Linked DNA regions of Homo sapiens: region 2 is linked to region 1. The links are chromatin loops, found by intact Hi-C in ENCODE. Cell type or tissue: heart left ventricle. All regions are shown on one strand. Each heading gives the region's core, and the rest is flanking DNA. Links, peaks and the distances in the headings are about the cores only.

Region 1 (8,593 bases), core at 1,836-6,835:
CCCCAGCCACACTGCGGCTCAAACCCAGGTCTGTCTAACTCAAAAGCCCATGCACTTTCTTACCTCCACCTCATGGGCTGAGAAAGCCAGCCACCTGGGCCAGGTGCAGCCAGGATTCAAACCTCCAGCCCTCAAGGTGCATTCAGGCTGGTTCTGAGGCAGGAGATGCTCGTGAAGCAAAGACCACGGTGGGGACTATGCTACACTAAGGGCCAAGCAAGAAGCCCAGGCCCAGGGCAGGCTATTTAGGCTGGGGTCATGGAAACCTTCGAAGAGATATGGTTTGGCTGTGTCCCCACCCAAATCTCATCTTGAATTGTAGCTCCCATAATCCCCATGTGTGGTGGGAGGGACCCGGTGGGAGGTAATTAAATCATGGGGGCAGTTTCCCCCATGCTATTCTCGTGATAGCGAGTGAGTTCTCACGAGATCTGATGGTTTTATAAGGGGCTTCCTCCTTCACTCAGCTCTCATTCTGCTTGCTGTCGCCATGTGAAGAAGGGCATGTTTGCTTCCTTTTCCGTCATGATTGTAAGTTTCCTGAGGCCTCCCCAGCCATGCTGAACTGTGAGTCAATTAAACCTCTTTCCTTTATAAATTACCCCGTCTCAGGTATGTGTTTATTAACAGCGTGACAACAGACTAATACATGGGTCAAGAGGAGAAGGTCCCCCAGGAGGGCAAGGGAGTGAGTGAAAGCCTGAGGTGGGCCTAGGAGAACCAGGAGAGGCAGTTGAGCCAGGCTGAGGAGGCCCCAGCAATGTCAGTGGAGGGGTTTGGTCTGCAGGCTGGGGAGGCAGATGCTGAGACCCATTGCCCTCCCCTCAGAGGTCTGGGCTGCATATGGATGGCCCTTGGAGGCAGTGACCTCTGATTTGATTTGAGGTCACAGGAAATCACCCAGCCAGGTGAGAAGAGACCAGGAAGGACCATCATACAACCATGGTCCTGACTAGCTTGCTTCAGACCTACTGTGTGACTTCAGACAAGTTACTTACCCTCTCTGTACCTCTCTGTAGATTTAAGTGGTGGAGCCTGATAGAGTCTGAAGGCCCTCCTGCCCTGACATCCTTTCAATCCCACAAAGGGCCAGGAGGCTCTGGGAGAAGATGATCCAGATAAACCGAGATGGAGCTTTGGCCAGCAGGGATCTCAGGCAGGGGCCTAGACGAGCACACATTTGCCAACGGGGAGACCAAGGGCTGTGAGTGAAGCTGAGTCAGGCCCAAGGCTGTGTGGGAACTGAAGCCTTCCAAGCACTGCCCCCAAAAGCTCCTTCAAAGGCTGGACTTGGGGGTGCTGCCATGGGGGGGGTTCCACCTGTCTCCAGGCAGCATCTCCTGCCAGACATACCTGCCAGGGCTATGGGTGGTGCTGGGGCCCCTTGGCTCTCGGCAGGACTGTTCCTTCCTCAGGCTTAGTCATCTGGGGGTCCTCCAAGAAATATCTCTGAAGGATAAAGGGGGTACAGAGCAGGAATAGGCAGGAGAGCCTTCGGACCCTGGCATCCAGCTGTCACAGCTGCAAGGATGGGGGCAGAAAGGGAATTGGAAGAGCCTCAGCCAGCACCGCTCTAGGGATGCCTCAGCCAGGTGAGGCAGAGACCCAGGCAAAGACTCCCCCCGGAGGAGTCCCACATCTGCAAATGACCTCGCTGGCTCAGCCTCCAGCAGGGGCAGTCCGGGGAGAGGAAGTGTTGGGAGTGAGTACCACAGCGGCGCCTGCAGGTGCGGCAGCTGGGATGGTCAGTCACGTCCCTTGGGGTAGCTTCTCCTGAAGGGAGGCCTGAGAGGTGTCCTTCTGCGGCAGCCACTCTGACCTCTTGGGGCCAGAGTCCTTCCAGGTTGAACAGGTCTACCCCACATGCTGTGGGAGCACACCCAGGAATGTGAGCCTCCTCCAACACACTTAGCCCCGCTGAGGCAGCCCTGGCACAGCTCAGCAGCCTCATCTCCTCTCCAGGGACAGGCCCCAAGGCAGTGTTGCTGAAGGGCTGGGTGGCCTGGCCTTGAAGAGGACATGGGGTTCCCGGACCTGCCCCTAGCCTCAGGCACACCATCCTGCAGACCCCAGAAGGAGCCCCGAGACTCACCGCAGTGGACCGCAAGCAGTAGCCCACTCAGGGTCTCTGGTCAGCCCAGATCTCCCCAGCCTCAGCCTCCTGCGCCACATCTGCTGATGGCTCCCTCCTTAGGGAGTGGCACTGTCTGGATGTTGGGTCCCTCTAAATCTCACTGGAAATTTGATTCCCAGTGTGGGAAGTGGGGTCTGGTGGGAAGTGCTTGGATCATGGAGGCAGACCCCTCATGAATGGCTTAGTGCCATCCCCTTGGTGATGAGCGAGCTCTTGCTCAGTGAGTTCACCTGAGCCTGGTTGTTTAAGAGTCTGGGACCTCCCCTCTCTCTCGCTCCTGCTCTCACCCTATGATGCGCCTACTCCCCCTTTGCCTGCCATCATGACTGGAAGCTTCCTGAGGCCTCACCAGGAGCAGATGCCTGCACCATGCATCCTGTACAGCCTGCAGAACCGTGAGCCAATTAAACCTCTTTTCTTTATAAATTATCTAGTCTCAGGCATTTCTTTATAGAAAACAAAACGGCCTAACACAGGTAACACCCACCTGAGGTGAGGGGTAGCAGCAGGAGCACAGAGTCCCCCTGTCCCCACCCAGCTCTGGATGTTCTCCGCCCATAAGTCATCAAAGAGGGAGTGGGGGTGGAGGGATTGAGACTGTCTGGAGGTGGGTGGACAGAGGTGTTTAGCTGAACAACGGCCGCAGACATTCAGCTGTTCCTGACATAGCCCTCACCCATCAGCAAGAACATCTGCTGAGGTGGCTGGAGCCATCCCAGAATGGAAGGGATGGAAGGAGGCGAGAACCTGTGACTGAGGCCTTCAGTGTACACTGGGGGCATGTTGTCCTGGAAGCCAGCGGCCAACTCCACGTGTGCTCAGGACCCTTGGGTGGTTCCCAAGCTGCCGTCCATGCCTCATTTCACTTAACAACATTTGTTAAGTGCCTGGCCTGAGCCAGGGACTGATTGGAGCTCAGGGGATGTGACGGTGAAAGCCCAGATGTGGCCTCGGCCCTGCAGCAGATGCATTCTCAGCAAGGCCCACCTGCCTGTGCCATGGGCTCTCATGGAGGGTACCCAGCAGGGTGGGCCTGGCTGAGAAGCGATGGGGTAGTGGAGGGGGATGGGAGCCTAGAGGCTGGGACTGTGATCTCAGAAAGACATGGGGGTGCCCTGAGGTAGGTCATTTGAGAGAAACAGGCTAGTCTGAGAGGAGCTTTGGAGGCAGAGTTGGCAGGATGTGATGACCAAATGTTCAGGATGATGGGGTGACATGAGGACAATTCCCAAGTCTCCGGCTTCAGCAACGAGGAACCCTGGCTGTGCACTTAGTGACACTAAGCTACTTAACCCTGCTGTGTCTCAGGCTCCTCACCTCTAAGTCAGTAATACTACCTATTGCACAGGTTGGTTTTGAGGGTTAAATGTGTACGTGTAATGTGGGTGTAATGTGGGTTAAATGTGTATGTGTAAAGGGTTAAATGTGTATGTGTAAATTGATTAGAACAGTATCTAGCACCATGAAAGCCCTCAATAAACATAGGTTATTATTATCATCATTGTTGTCATGAGGAGAAGGAGGTGAAATGAATGGGTAAGTGAGTGTGTGGATGGATGGATGGATGGATGGATGGATGGATGGATGGAACATTACACTATGGTGGATGTAACGATGGAAGGAAGGAAGGAAGGAAGAAGGAAGGAAGGAAGAAGGAAGGAAGGAAGGAAGATGGATGGAAAGATGGGTGGAATGAAGGAAGCATTCATCGCCAATTAGAAAACCTTAGAAGACAAAGGACAGAGAATGAGTTTTGTTTGGGACATGTTGCATTTTGAGTGCCCCCACAAGGCATCCCATCAAAAGTGTCTAGGGGCAGCTGATAGCACAGGCCTGAAGTCCAGGAGCACGTTCTGGGCTGGGAACTTAGGACTATGACCAGCCATAGGACAGGGGAAGCCATAGAGTGGGGCAGGGCGGCGGGGCAGACGGTGGACTGGGAAGAGGGCAGACGGCATCCCAGCAGAACAGCCAGGACTCTTTCAGTGTCAAATAACAAACTCCAAATGGCTGAAGGGAAAAAAACCTCAGCTCATGGAACCGAAACATCAAAATCAGGGAACGCTGGGTCCAAGTGCTCAGTTGAGAGCTTGGGAGTCTCTCCTTCTCCTTCCGTCACTCAGCTCCGCTCTCCTCCCTGTTAGCCTCTTCCTCAGGCAGTCTCTCCCTGCAGTGGCCAAGACACCCAGGCAGCTCCAAGCTGACGTCTCACCACATAAGCAAGAGGAAAGACCCCTTTTCCTATCTGGCAGAAACCTAGGCTGGGCTCACCCTGGCCAGGCCTGGACACAGGACATCTCTGAAGCCAGGAGGTGGATCAGCCCCACCCAAACAATGGGGCGAGTGGGTGGGGAGGGAGTCCGAGGAAAATCTAGGTGTTGGCAGTCAAAGAAGGTGGAAGCATGCTGGGCAGGCACCCCCACAGCTGCCCACTTCACCAGCCAGCACCAGCGTTAATGGGGGAAGGGAGTGTCCCCCACAAACGCACGCCTGGCAGGGTGTGAACTCCAGGAAAAGGTCAGGTTTCCAGAAAAAGGGAGAGGTCACCTGTGTCAGCCACCACTAGCTGTCAGGAGGGATTGTGGCAAGAGCAAGTGCTCCGACCAACTGCTGCCACTGCTGCCACTGAAGAGAAGCCATGGGGACAGGGATGGGGCCTGCGAGGGTCCCCTGGGAGAGGCAGCAGAAACAGAAGCAGATGAGGGGCCTGGGCAGAAGAGTCCAGAGGCAGAGAGAGGAGGAGAGGAGCAGGCAAGGAGGCAGGCAGGACAGAAGGGCTGTGAGGAGCCTGGGGAGGTCAGATGGCGAGGAAGACCCCCAGAGGAGGACCCAGAAAGGACATGAGACCAGGGAGGAGGACAGAGGAAAAAAACACCAACCGACCTCCCTTCCTCCACCTCCCCCAAAGCCAAAAGTTAAAAATAGGCAGTGTGGCGAGCGGGAGACAGAATGAGGGCAGTTGTCTAAAGAGAGAAAAGGCAGCGGAGCCGGGGATGGGGGAAAGGCCCTGCAGGCCTCGGCGAGGATAAAAAATGACAGCGGCAAGGCACAGCCTCTCTCCCACCCAGACAGCCTCCCTGCCACCCATGGGTCGGCCTGCTGGGCTGAGGATCATCCCGCAGCTCAGCCTGGGCCCTGTGGAAGGGCTGCAGAATAATAACCCCACCCAAGGCCGCACATGGCTGGCTCCCTGCACCCAGGATCTGGGCACTCCCACCTGGCAGGGTGGGGACAGATGAGAAATAGAGGCTCAGAGAGTCCACGACATGCTACTGACTCCTGGGCACCGCCAAGAGGTTGTGGCCACAGAGACGACCCACCGTGGGATTCCCCAGGCTTGGGGTTAAAGTACAATGGGCACCTCCCTGTGCCGACACCAAGCTTCCAGCAGGACAGAGAAGAAAGGGGGAGTGGGCAAGTCAGAAGGTGATTTGAAGTCACACATCCCGTAATGCCTCCCCACCTTCCTGCACTGACAGCCCTGGTGGGGTAACTGAGGCCCAGAGAGGGAACGCTATCTGCCCAGGTGCTCAGGACAGCGAGCAGCAGAAGTGGGCACTGAGAACCAGGAGAACCTTTGGTTCCCAGCCGCACCCATCCTTACCTGGCTGGGTGTCCAGGCTAGACACCTCCTTCCTGGGGCTCCAGCTCTCATCATCCCCTGCCCTTCCTGCCTCCCTTCTGGGCACATCCACGGAAGAACTAATTCGTGGTTGGTTTGTAGAGGCAAAACCCCACATAAACATACACAGAGCGTTATGAGCTAAGAGGAAGCCCTGCTTGGAGCCGCCGTGTGCTGACATGGCTGCTCTCCATGCCCAGCTTCGGGGGGTCATTACTTTTGTCAGCAGACAGCATGATTATTGGATGGTGTTAATAATCTCTTATGTTTATAGATGGCCTTTCTTCTAAGGTTCTTAAAGCTCTTCCACATTTAACTTCCCCTTGTTGCCAGGAGGTCGATACCACAGCAGAGAGAAGCATTTATCTCCATGTTTTTATGAGGCCCAGAGAGGGTTGGCCATCTGCCCAGGGCTACACAGCAGATCAGCAACATAACTGGAATTAGTATTCTGGGGCCCAGGAAGGACCACCTTCTGGACATTCTCTCTGGCCATCTCAGGACAGGCCCACCCTTACACTTGTCCAGGGTTTTTATCCAGGTTTGACTCCATTTGATGAGGCAGGGCTGTTGGAATTATCACCACTGTGCAGGCTCAGAGAAGTGAAGTGACTTACCGAAGATCACACAGCAATGAGCAGATTGAGGACTCAAATCCAGGTCTCTGGACTCCCCATCCAGTGCTCTAACCAGGGCAGCAGCTACCCCCAACCACCCCAAAGCTGAGTTGGAGAGGCTCCAGAAGGAGCACTGAGGTGAGCCCAGTACCTAACAGGAGGAGGGAGACTTTGTCCTGTTACACCTGCCTGCAGGGAAATGGGGATGGGGCAGAGCCAAGGCCACTGTCCTCTGGGATCCCAGGCTGGGGCAGCCACGGTGGCCATCTCTCTCCCTTGGCCCACAGGTGGTTGGAAAGGAGGAGAGTAAGAAGAAACAGGATGGTCCCCATGGACAGGAAATCTCGGTGGGTTCATGGACACAGCAGACCCCTCCTCTCTCTGTGCTCCCACCCCTTCCACTGTCATGTGAGGATGGGGCTGGACACGGTGAGATCTAAAGTGCCCTCTGGCTCTGAGGTAGCTGAGATCTCCGAGAGTCAGGGTCTGCCAGCAGAGTCCAAACCACCAGAGCCCCTCTAGGCATCTTGGGCCAGGGAGCCCCGTCCAGCCCTCATTTGTCTCAGTGCTTACTGCGGAGTGAGGGGCCCAGGCGGGCAGGATGCAGGAAGAGGACAGCAGCAGACTCCAGCCCTGGCCCACCTCACCCCCAGCTGGCAGTGACCTTGGGCAAGTCCTTCACTCTCTGGCTGTCTGTCTCCTCCTCTAGAGAATAAGCGAATCTCCCTAGTGGGCCTTCTGGCCCCCGGGTGGCTATGATTCCCTGTGGCTCCCACAGGGGCAGCCCTTGCAGTTCGGGCTGGTTTGCGGTGTACAGGAATCTGATTCCGACATTGAGAAGCATTGATTGCTGGGCCTCTTCGGGGGCCACTGGGCCACAAAGAGAGACCAATTAGGCCGTGTCCATCTTCCTTCAAAGCCACAGGGGCCAGAGCTCCCACCCGGGGTGCCCAGGCCTTGGGAGGCTCAGGTGGGAAAGGCTGCTCCTCCCAGGCCCCAGTAAAGATGAACAGGCCTGCCGGGAGTGGAGGGGAGGTGGAAGGCGGGCAGGGCTGGAGACTAATGGAACTATTCAGGGGGCAGGAGCTGGAGAGGAAGACGTGCTTGATTCTCAAGAAAGATGAGGGAAGTGGCTGAGGCGGGGAGGGCGATCCCAAGGCTGCCTCTCGGAAACCTGCTCCCGGGCTCCACAGGGCTGCAGCCGAGGGTGGAGCTCCCCCACCTCAGCCCTCACGTCGAAGCAGGTGCCAAGTTCTGTGGGCACTGCCTCCGTACCAGCTCTGCACAGGTGTCTTCTCCCATTCTGTGGCCCCCAGGCTGCAGGAGGCCGTGCTTCGGAGCTGCGGGACCACCCAGCCTGTTTGAAGCCCAGTGCTGCAACTTTGCTCTGTTATTTCTGCTATGTCACTCTGAGCGATTTAGTCTCTCTGAGCCATAGTCTCTTTGTCTGTAAAAGGGGGAGATAATAGAATCGCCTTCGTGGGGCATTTGTGAGGATTAATTAAGACTGTGTGCAGAGTGTCTGGCACTTGGTAAGCTTTCCACACCTCCTCCCTCCACAGCTCAGGCTTAGCTAAGTCCACGTCCCCACTGCTTCTCCCCCAGACCCTCATCAAAGTTTCCTGCTGACGCCCTGCCTCACCCCTTCTCCCCCAGCTTCCTCCTCCACTCCCTGCCAGGGCAACCCTCCTGCAATGCCAATCTGAACCTGGCCATTCCTGGGCTTGAAATCTGTCAGTCCTGGTATGGCATGAAGTGAAAGAATGACATGCATAGGCTGGGCGCGGTGGCTCACGCCTGTAATCCCAGCACTTTGGGAGGCCGAGGCGGGAGGATCACGAGGTCAGGAGATCAAGACCATCCTGGCTAACGTGGTGAAACCCCGTCTGTACTAAAAATACAAAAAATTAGCCGGGGGTAGTAGCAGGTGCCTGTAGTCCCAGCTACTCGTGAGGCGTGAACCTGGGAGGTGGAGCTTGCAGTGAGCCGATATTGTGCCACTGCACTCCAGCCTGGGTGACAGAGAGAGACTCCATCTCAAAAAAAAAAAACAAGAAAAAACAATGGTGTGCACATTGTTCAGGTGTTATCATAGTAGTGCAAGCCTGTGTTTTTAAAGAGTCTCTCATTTTTAGAGATATACACTGAAATATTTAAATATAAAATGCTATGTGATTTGCTTCAGAATAATCTGAGGGTGGGAAGGAGTGGGCGGCCGAG
Region 2 (7,660 bases), core at 1,720-6,719, 290 kb before region 1:
GTATCTTTTAAGCAGGACTAGAAGCCATTAGTATGTACAGAAGTTCCCCACCCTTATCTGCGGTTTTCCTTTCCATGGTTTCAGTTATCCACAGTCGAATGAAGTCCAAAAATATTAAATGAAAAATTCCAAAAGCAAAACAATTCATAAGTCTTAAATTCTGTGACTTTCTGAGTGATGAAATCATCCCTTTGTCCATCCCTTTTAAAAATGGGAAAACAGACTTGGTTTCCCTGCTTAGCTAGAAACTGAGGCTAGAATCAAACCTAGGCTGTTGGCTTCTAAGCTTATATGTTAAACAAACACAAGACGCTGCCTCTTTAAATCCCCTGTGTGTAGTTCTTTTATCTTAATGACATGATTTCCCACTGATCATCTCAATTGTTCCTAGAGGCTGGTGTTAATCATGGCCTATGACAAAGGAAACCACAGCTCCAAAAGGGAAAATGACTTGTCTAAGGTCAGCTGGTAAGTACTGACCCTGAGCTTTTAGACGCACATTCTTATGACTAGTCCACGTTACCAACCTTTTCAAGGTTCTGCCTGGACTTACGGATGGGGAGTTATCTGTGTAGGGGGATGAGGAAGGGCAGAGGCTACATATAGTCTAACAGGGCTTAAAATAATGAGATAGTCCTATTAAACTTTCTCACTCTCAATTGTTTTAAACATTCCAATTTAAATGTATTCAGGTAAATATCAAGTTAATTTGTCTAATAAAAACATCAGGCCACTTCACATTTGTCCTAAAACTACAATGAAACACCTTTTGACATATAAAAATGTCTTTTGCCATTTCAAATATATTCAATTTCAGCATTGTGCATGTGATACTTCCAGTATTGTTCATGTGTCATGGACCCTTAATCAAATTAAACACAATATTTATACTATCCAGAGAGTACAAGATAAAGTAAATAATTCACTCAATGGGATTAATATGTAAATCAGCTTTATTTACAAAACACTAGCTCAAGAATTATAATACTGTGAAGCTTTCATTTAGGCAGAAGTGTAATCACTGAAGGTATAGCACTTCCTTAAACTAAAAATGAGAGATAATTAAAAATAAATTTGGAAGAGACAAAATTCCCACGTTTCTTGTTGTAGTTCTGGATTTTCAGTAGCAGGCTCTTTTGAAAGCTGAGTCAGCACTGAAGATAATTCACTATTATTTTCAGGATAAATGCCAAAGATATCTTCCAGTGGCAAGTATGCTGAAGGTGATTCACAGATGCTTTCTGAAAGACCAGGAGGAAGAGGAGGTCCCCGTGCTGTGGACTGTCCTCCTGGATACATTGGCTATAAAGATCTTTACTGAAGGAAGAGGCAGAGGAAAGAAACCCTATAGCAAAGTGGAGTATGCGTGTGTGCGGGAGGAGAGGTAGGTGAAAAACTCTTTTCTGTTGTCTTCTGACTCCTTGATGAATGGCCGTATGGGGAGTGCCCCTTGTCAAATATCCCATCCTTCTTGAAATTTCAGCAGCCAACCTCTGGTTTAGAATATTTAGATTTCTCTTTGTTCAACTCTTTTGTTATCAAATCGATTTCTTCTGAACTAAAAGTTGGATCTGGTTAGCTTTTTATTAATTGCTTCTAGATCTGCTGTTCCTAATGACTCTTCATCATTGCTGGCATCGTGTAAGCAGGACTCAAAGCTGTCACTATGTGCAGAAGTCCCCCCTTATCCAAGGTTTCACGTACCCACAGTCAGCTGAAGTCCAAAAATATTAAATAGAAAATTCCAGAAACAATTCATGTCTTTTGTTTTTGAGATAGGGTCTCTGTCACCCAGGCTGGAATGCAGTTATGTGAACAAGGCTTACTGCAGCTTCGACCTTCTGGGCTCAAATGATCCTCCCATCTCAGCTAAGCCTCCTGAGCAGCTGAGACCACAGGCATATGCCACCACACCTGGCGATTTTAATTTTTTTTTTGTAGTGACACGGTTTCACCATGTCACTCTGTGACACCATGTCAGTCTGTGGCCAAAGGCCTGAGACCGGTCTCGAGCTCCTAGACTCGAGCAATGCTCCTGCCTCAGCCTCCCACGGTGCTGGGATTACAGGCATGAGCCACTGTACCTGGCTTTCAAAAGTCTTAAACTGCGACTTTCTGAGTACAGTGATGAAATTTCACACCATCCCACTCTGTCCCACCTAGGACATGAATCATCCATTTGCCTAGTGTATGGACACTGTCTACCTTACCTGCCTGTTAGTAACTCAGTAGTCATCTTTATTATCAGATCCACTGTGGTGGTATCTTAATGCTTGTGTTCAAGTAATTCTTATTTGACATAATAATGGCCCCAAAACACAAGAGTAGCAATGCTGGCTAATTGGTATAATTGCTGTATTTTATTATTCATTATTATTCATCTCTTACTGTGCCTAATTTATAAATTAAACTTTTTCATAGGTGTGTATGTATAGGAAAAAACAGTATATAATAGGGTTTGGGACTATCCAAGCTTTCAGGCATCCACCAGGGTCTAGGAATGTAGACTCCAGGTTAAGTGGGGGGACTACCATATGCGTTTGTAGAGATAAGAGTTCTCTCTTAATATGGCGAAACTTTTTAAGAATTCTACGTTTTCTTTAAATTAATTTTGTAAGTTGTATGTTGAGTTATTTTTAAACAAGTGACAACTTCTGCTCCAAATTGAGAAAGCTGTGAAAAATTCAGTGATTGTTGCCCAGAACATTATCACCCAAGGACATGTAGGAAACAGGACCTAGGCTGATGCTGGCTGGGGAGTGTTGACTGTTGGAATGAGGGGAACCCAGTGGTGGAGAAGGTCAAGGACAGGAAAGTTAAAGAGCTAGCATACCCATGTTCCTGCTCTGTTTCCTCTTCTCTCTCTTTTTAGAAAGTTGAATGAGGTGTGATTTACATACAATGAGATACACAGGTCTAAAGTGTAAGATTCTATGAAATTTGACAAGTAAAGACATCTAGTAACCACAATCCTAACCAAGATAGGAACATTTCCATCATCTCAGAAAATTCCCTTGAGCTCCTTCCCAGGTAATCGTCATCCTGCAGAGGCAGCCACTATTCTGATTTCTAACATCATAGGTGAGTTTTGCTAATTCCAGAACGTCACATAAATGGAAACAGATAATATGTACAGTAGTCCTACCTTATCTACTGGAGATGTATTCCATGACCCCCAGTGGACACCTGAAATTGGATAGTATCAAGCCCTCTATATATAGTTGGCCCCCTGTATCTGTGGGTTCCTAATCCATGGGTTCAACCATCTGCAGATCAAAAGTATTTTTTTAAAAAAGCAATAGAAAATAACAATAACAAACTACAAATTTTAAAAATACAGTCTAACAACGGTTTATATAGCATATACATTGTATTAGGTATTATAAATAATATAGAGATGTTTAAAGTATATGGGAGGATGTGCATAGATTATTTGTGTTAACTTTAAAAATCATGAGATCTGTAAATATAGAAAAGGTGACTTTATTTCCTGTAAAAGGTTACAGCCTGTGAAGTGGCCATCCTGCAGGCTGGAACGCATAGCCTCAGGCAAAGACCAGAGTCTGGCACTTTGAAGGAGGAGGGGTTGGGGTAGCAGCTTTGTATAGAAAGGGTTGGCTAAATATACATATTCAACAGGTTACAGGGGAAATTATGAATATTCATGAGGGTAGTCCTGAATGCAGGTATATAGAACATGCATGTAACATACAACCCATGTTCACCTTGGGGTGGAGACTTAATATTTAAATGTATTACAGTAAGGCCCTATAAGTCAAAAGGCAGGCAGAGACACAAAGGCACTCAACTCACAGCCTCTGTAACTGGGCCAGAACCAGTCCACGGTCAGTGGTCTCCTTAATCAGAAGGTTACTGGAATCAGCAGTCCAATCAAAGCTATAGTTGTGGTGGAACAGGGGCTGGGGTCATTTACTCAGCATCTGATGGAGCTACAAATTGTGTTAATCTTGCTTATCTCCAGGCCAGTGCTTGTTTAGCTGCTAGAGAGAAAGAAAAGCCTGTGGCAGTTATAACACAGCTTCTCCTTTAAGTGTAGGGGGTATGCAACTTAACATATTTCTGGCATGGCCTAAGGTCCTGTTTATAATTTGTTATCTTATTGCCACAAAGAGTCTGTTCTGTCAGTCTTACAGTCTCTATTTTAATATCAATGGTGGTCAGTTGTTGTGTCTAAACTCTAAAAGGGAGGAGGTATAATGAGGAGTGTCTGACCTCCCGTCCTGTCATTTCCAGGAACTCAGTTTTTAAGGCTTTTCCAGGGTCCCCTTGGGCAAGAGGCAGTCCATTCAGTTGGTAGGGGACTTAGGATTTTATTTTTAGTTTACATATGCAAATACTATGCCATTTTATATAAGGGACTTGAGCAACCATAGATTTTGGTATCCATGGGGGCTGGGGAGGGGGCTGTCCTAGAACCAATCCTCTGAGAATACCAAGAGACAACTTTCCTATAGATACATATCCACGAAAAAGTTTAATTTATAAATTAGTTACAGTAAGACAACAAATAATAAGATGGAACAATGATAACAACATGCCAGCATCACTGCTCCTGTGTCTTGGGACCATTATTAAGTCAGAGAAGGGCTGCTTGAACCCATGCACTGCAATGTAGTACAGTGGATCTGATAACCAAGATGGCTATGAAGTTAGTAATGGGTTCGTCACATATATAGGATGGGTATGCTGGACAAATGGATGACTGAGATTTCATTACGCTACTCAGAAAGGTGTGTGTGCAATTTAAAACTTGCTTGTTGTTTATTTCTGGAAATTTTTCTTTTTTCTTTTTTGAGACAGAGTCTCTTGCTCTGTCTCCCAGGCTGGAGTGCGGTGGTGCGATATCAGCTCACTGCAACCTCTCCCTCCTGGGTTCAAGCAATTCTCCTGCCTCAGCCTCCCGAGTAGCTGGGATTACAGGCGTGTGACACCACAGCCAGCTAATTTTTGTATTTTTAGTAGAGATGAGGTTTCGCCATGTTGGCCAGGCTGGTCTCTCTTCTGATCTCAGGTGATCCGCCCATCTCGGCCTCCCAAAGCTTTGGGATTACAGGCGTGAGCCACCACGCCCGGCCTGGAATTTTTCATTTAATATTTTTGGACCCCAGGTAACTGAAACTGTGGACATTAAAACTGTGAATAAGAGGGGGCTACTGTGTACTTTTCATTTTCGTCTTTCCAAGTTCAATTTGGGTCTTTTTAATGTCTTTCATGTCTCTGACTTTTTAACAAACAGAATACATTTATAAGAACTGTTTAAGTTGACAATATAAGAATTGGTAAATTTTTTATTGACTGATTACTCCATGAATCGTATTTTCCACTTCTCTTCAGCATGGTAAATTTTGATTGTCTAGCAGACATTATGAATTATCCTTTTAGGGTGCTGAAAATTTTGTTTTTCTATAAATATTCTTGAACTTTGTTTTGGGACACAATTAAGTTACTTGGAAAGTTATTCAGGTCTTGTTTTTGAGATATTTTTAGACAGGACCAGCAGTGTTTAGTTGAGAGCTAGTTATGTCCTGTCACTAGGGTAAGACCCTTCTCAGTGCTCTACCCAATGTCCATAACTGTGAGGTTTTCCAGTCTGGCTGGTGGAAGGAGGCACTGTTCCCAGCCCTGTGTGGGCTTTAGACACTGTTCCCTTGAATCATCTCAAGTGGTTCCTTGCCGATCAGTACCCTGCTGGCTAGTCTATGGGTGCTCTCTGCAGATCTCTTGAGTCCCTCCTCTGTGCCATCTTCTCCTCTCTGGTGCTCTGTCTTGCAAACTCTAGATGCCTCAGTCTCCCTGGACTCTCATCTCTATCTCCTCAACTCAGGGTGTCTACCAGGCTCTACCTGAAACCCCCCTCTTGCCCCAGTACCCTGGAAACTCTAAAACAGTATGCTGGGGCAATCATAGGTCTCCCTCATTTGTTCCCATATCTCAGGAATCACTGTTCTTCACTTTTTGATGTCCAGTGTCTTGAAAAGCATATTTCATATATTTTGTCATTTTTTGTTACTGTTTCACATGGCAGGGTATATGCAGCCCCCGTTACTGCATCTTGTCTAAAAGCAGAATTTATTTTCTCTTATTAGAAAATTTACAAATTTACAAGGCCAGGCACAGTGGCTCATGCCTGTAATCCCAGCATTTTGGGAGGCTGAGGCAGGTGGATCACGAGGTCGAGTTCAAGACCTGCCTGGCCAACATGGTGAAACCCCATCTCTACTAAAAATACAAAAATTAGCTGGGCATGGTGGCTAATCCCATTACAGTGCCTGTAATCCCAGCTACTCCGGAGGCTGAGGCAGGAGAATTGCTTGAACCAGGACCCAGGAGGCAGAGGTAGCAGTGAGTGAGATCGTGCCATTGCACTCCAGCCTGGGCTACAGTGCAAGACTCTGTCTCAAAAAAAAAAAAAAAAAAAATTACGAATTTACAGAATTTACAAATTTCTCTTGATTTATTTAAAAAGAAAAAGAGTATTTTATAGTTAGCTATTTTCATTCCTTTCTATAGATGTGAGTTTCCTTCAGCCATAATTTCCCATTAGTCTGATGAGCATCCTCTATCATGTCTTTTAATGTGACTATAATGGCAATAAATTCTTTCGTATTCTACTTATCTGAAAAATGCTTTATTTTGATGTTATTTTTAAAGCCTACTTTTGCAGCATATAGAATTGTAAGTTGACAGGTTTGTTTGTTTTCTTTTTTAAACCATGGTAAAAATCTTATTATATTCTAGTTTGCATTGTTTCTTTTTGGAAGTAATGTTATTTCTTACTGTTGTTCCTCTGAATATAATGAGTCATTTTCCCCTATTTGCTTTCAGGTTTTCTCTTTGCATTAGGTATCTATTGCTGTGTAACAAATTATCCTCCAAACTTAGTGATTTACAAATTAAACAACTATTTTATAGTATCTGTGGGTCAGGAATGTGGGAGCAGCTTAGTTTCATGGCACTTGCTTAGGATCTTTCACGAGACTGTAATCAAGATGTTGGCTGGAACTACCATCGTCTAAAGGTTGAATTGAGATTGGAGGATCCACCTCTGGATGGCTCACTCATAAGGCCATTGGCAGGAGGCATTAGTTCTTTGCTAATTGTTGGCAAGAACCCTCATTGTTTTCTTTTACTATGTGGACCTCACCATGGGTCTGCTTGAGTCTCCTCACTATATGACATCTGACTTCTCCTAGGGTGAGTAATCTAAGGGTGAGCACAGAGGCAGCCACAGCACCTTTTATGACCTTGTCTTAACTTACACACTGTCTCTTTTGCCACCCGCTTTACCAGAAGGAAGTCACTAAGTTAGACCTACACTTACGGGGAGAAGAATTAGGCATCACTTCTTGAAGGGATAGGTATCAAAGAATTTGTAGATATCTTATAAAACCACCATACTCTACATTTTTTTAAATCAAGTTGACTATGATATGCCTAGGATGTTTTGTCTGTTTTTGTTTTTGACTTATCCTGCTTGGGGTTCACTGAACATCTTAGATCTACAAGTTAATATTTCTCTTCGTGCAACATTATTTCTTCAAATATGTTTTTTTCTGCCACATTATCTATCCTTTCCTTCTGGGACTCCAAATAGTGTACACATCGGATAGTTTAGTATTAACCCAGAGGTTACTGATGC

Evidence for each region. Hi-C counts contacts between places; a loop is a spot of excess contacts. Peaks named below come from ENCODE experiments on the same cell type or tissue, not always from the same donor. Only the 100,000 strongest peaks of a DNase experiment are listed, where the experiment ranks them.
Region 2: a loop joins it to region 1, with 4 times the contacts of the local background. A loop is called at or near these places in 27 of 110 quality-filtered maps.

What each region holds. Positions count from the first base shown.
Region 1 is chr10:70,904,270-70,912,862 of GRCh38, reverse strand. No RefSeq gene overlaps it. Among named protein-coding and RNA genes, the nearest start is that of PCBD1, 20 kb to the right of the region's middle. In heart left ventricle, for the core only: no CTCF peak of the experiment used is centred there; a DNase peak (open chromatin) is centred at 4,552; H3K27ac peaks cover 562 bases.
Region 2 is chr10:71,198,439-71,206,098 of GRCh38, reverse strand. No RefSeq gene overlaps it. Among named protein-coding and RNA genes, the nearest start is that of UNC5B, 10 kb to the left of the region's middle. In heart left ventricle, for the core only: no CTCF peak of the experiment used is centred there; no DNase peak of the experiment used is centred there; H3K27ac peaks cover 197 bases.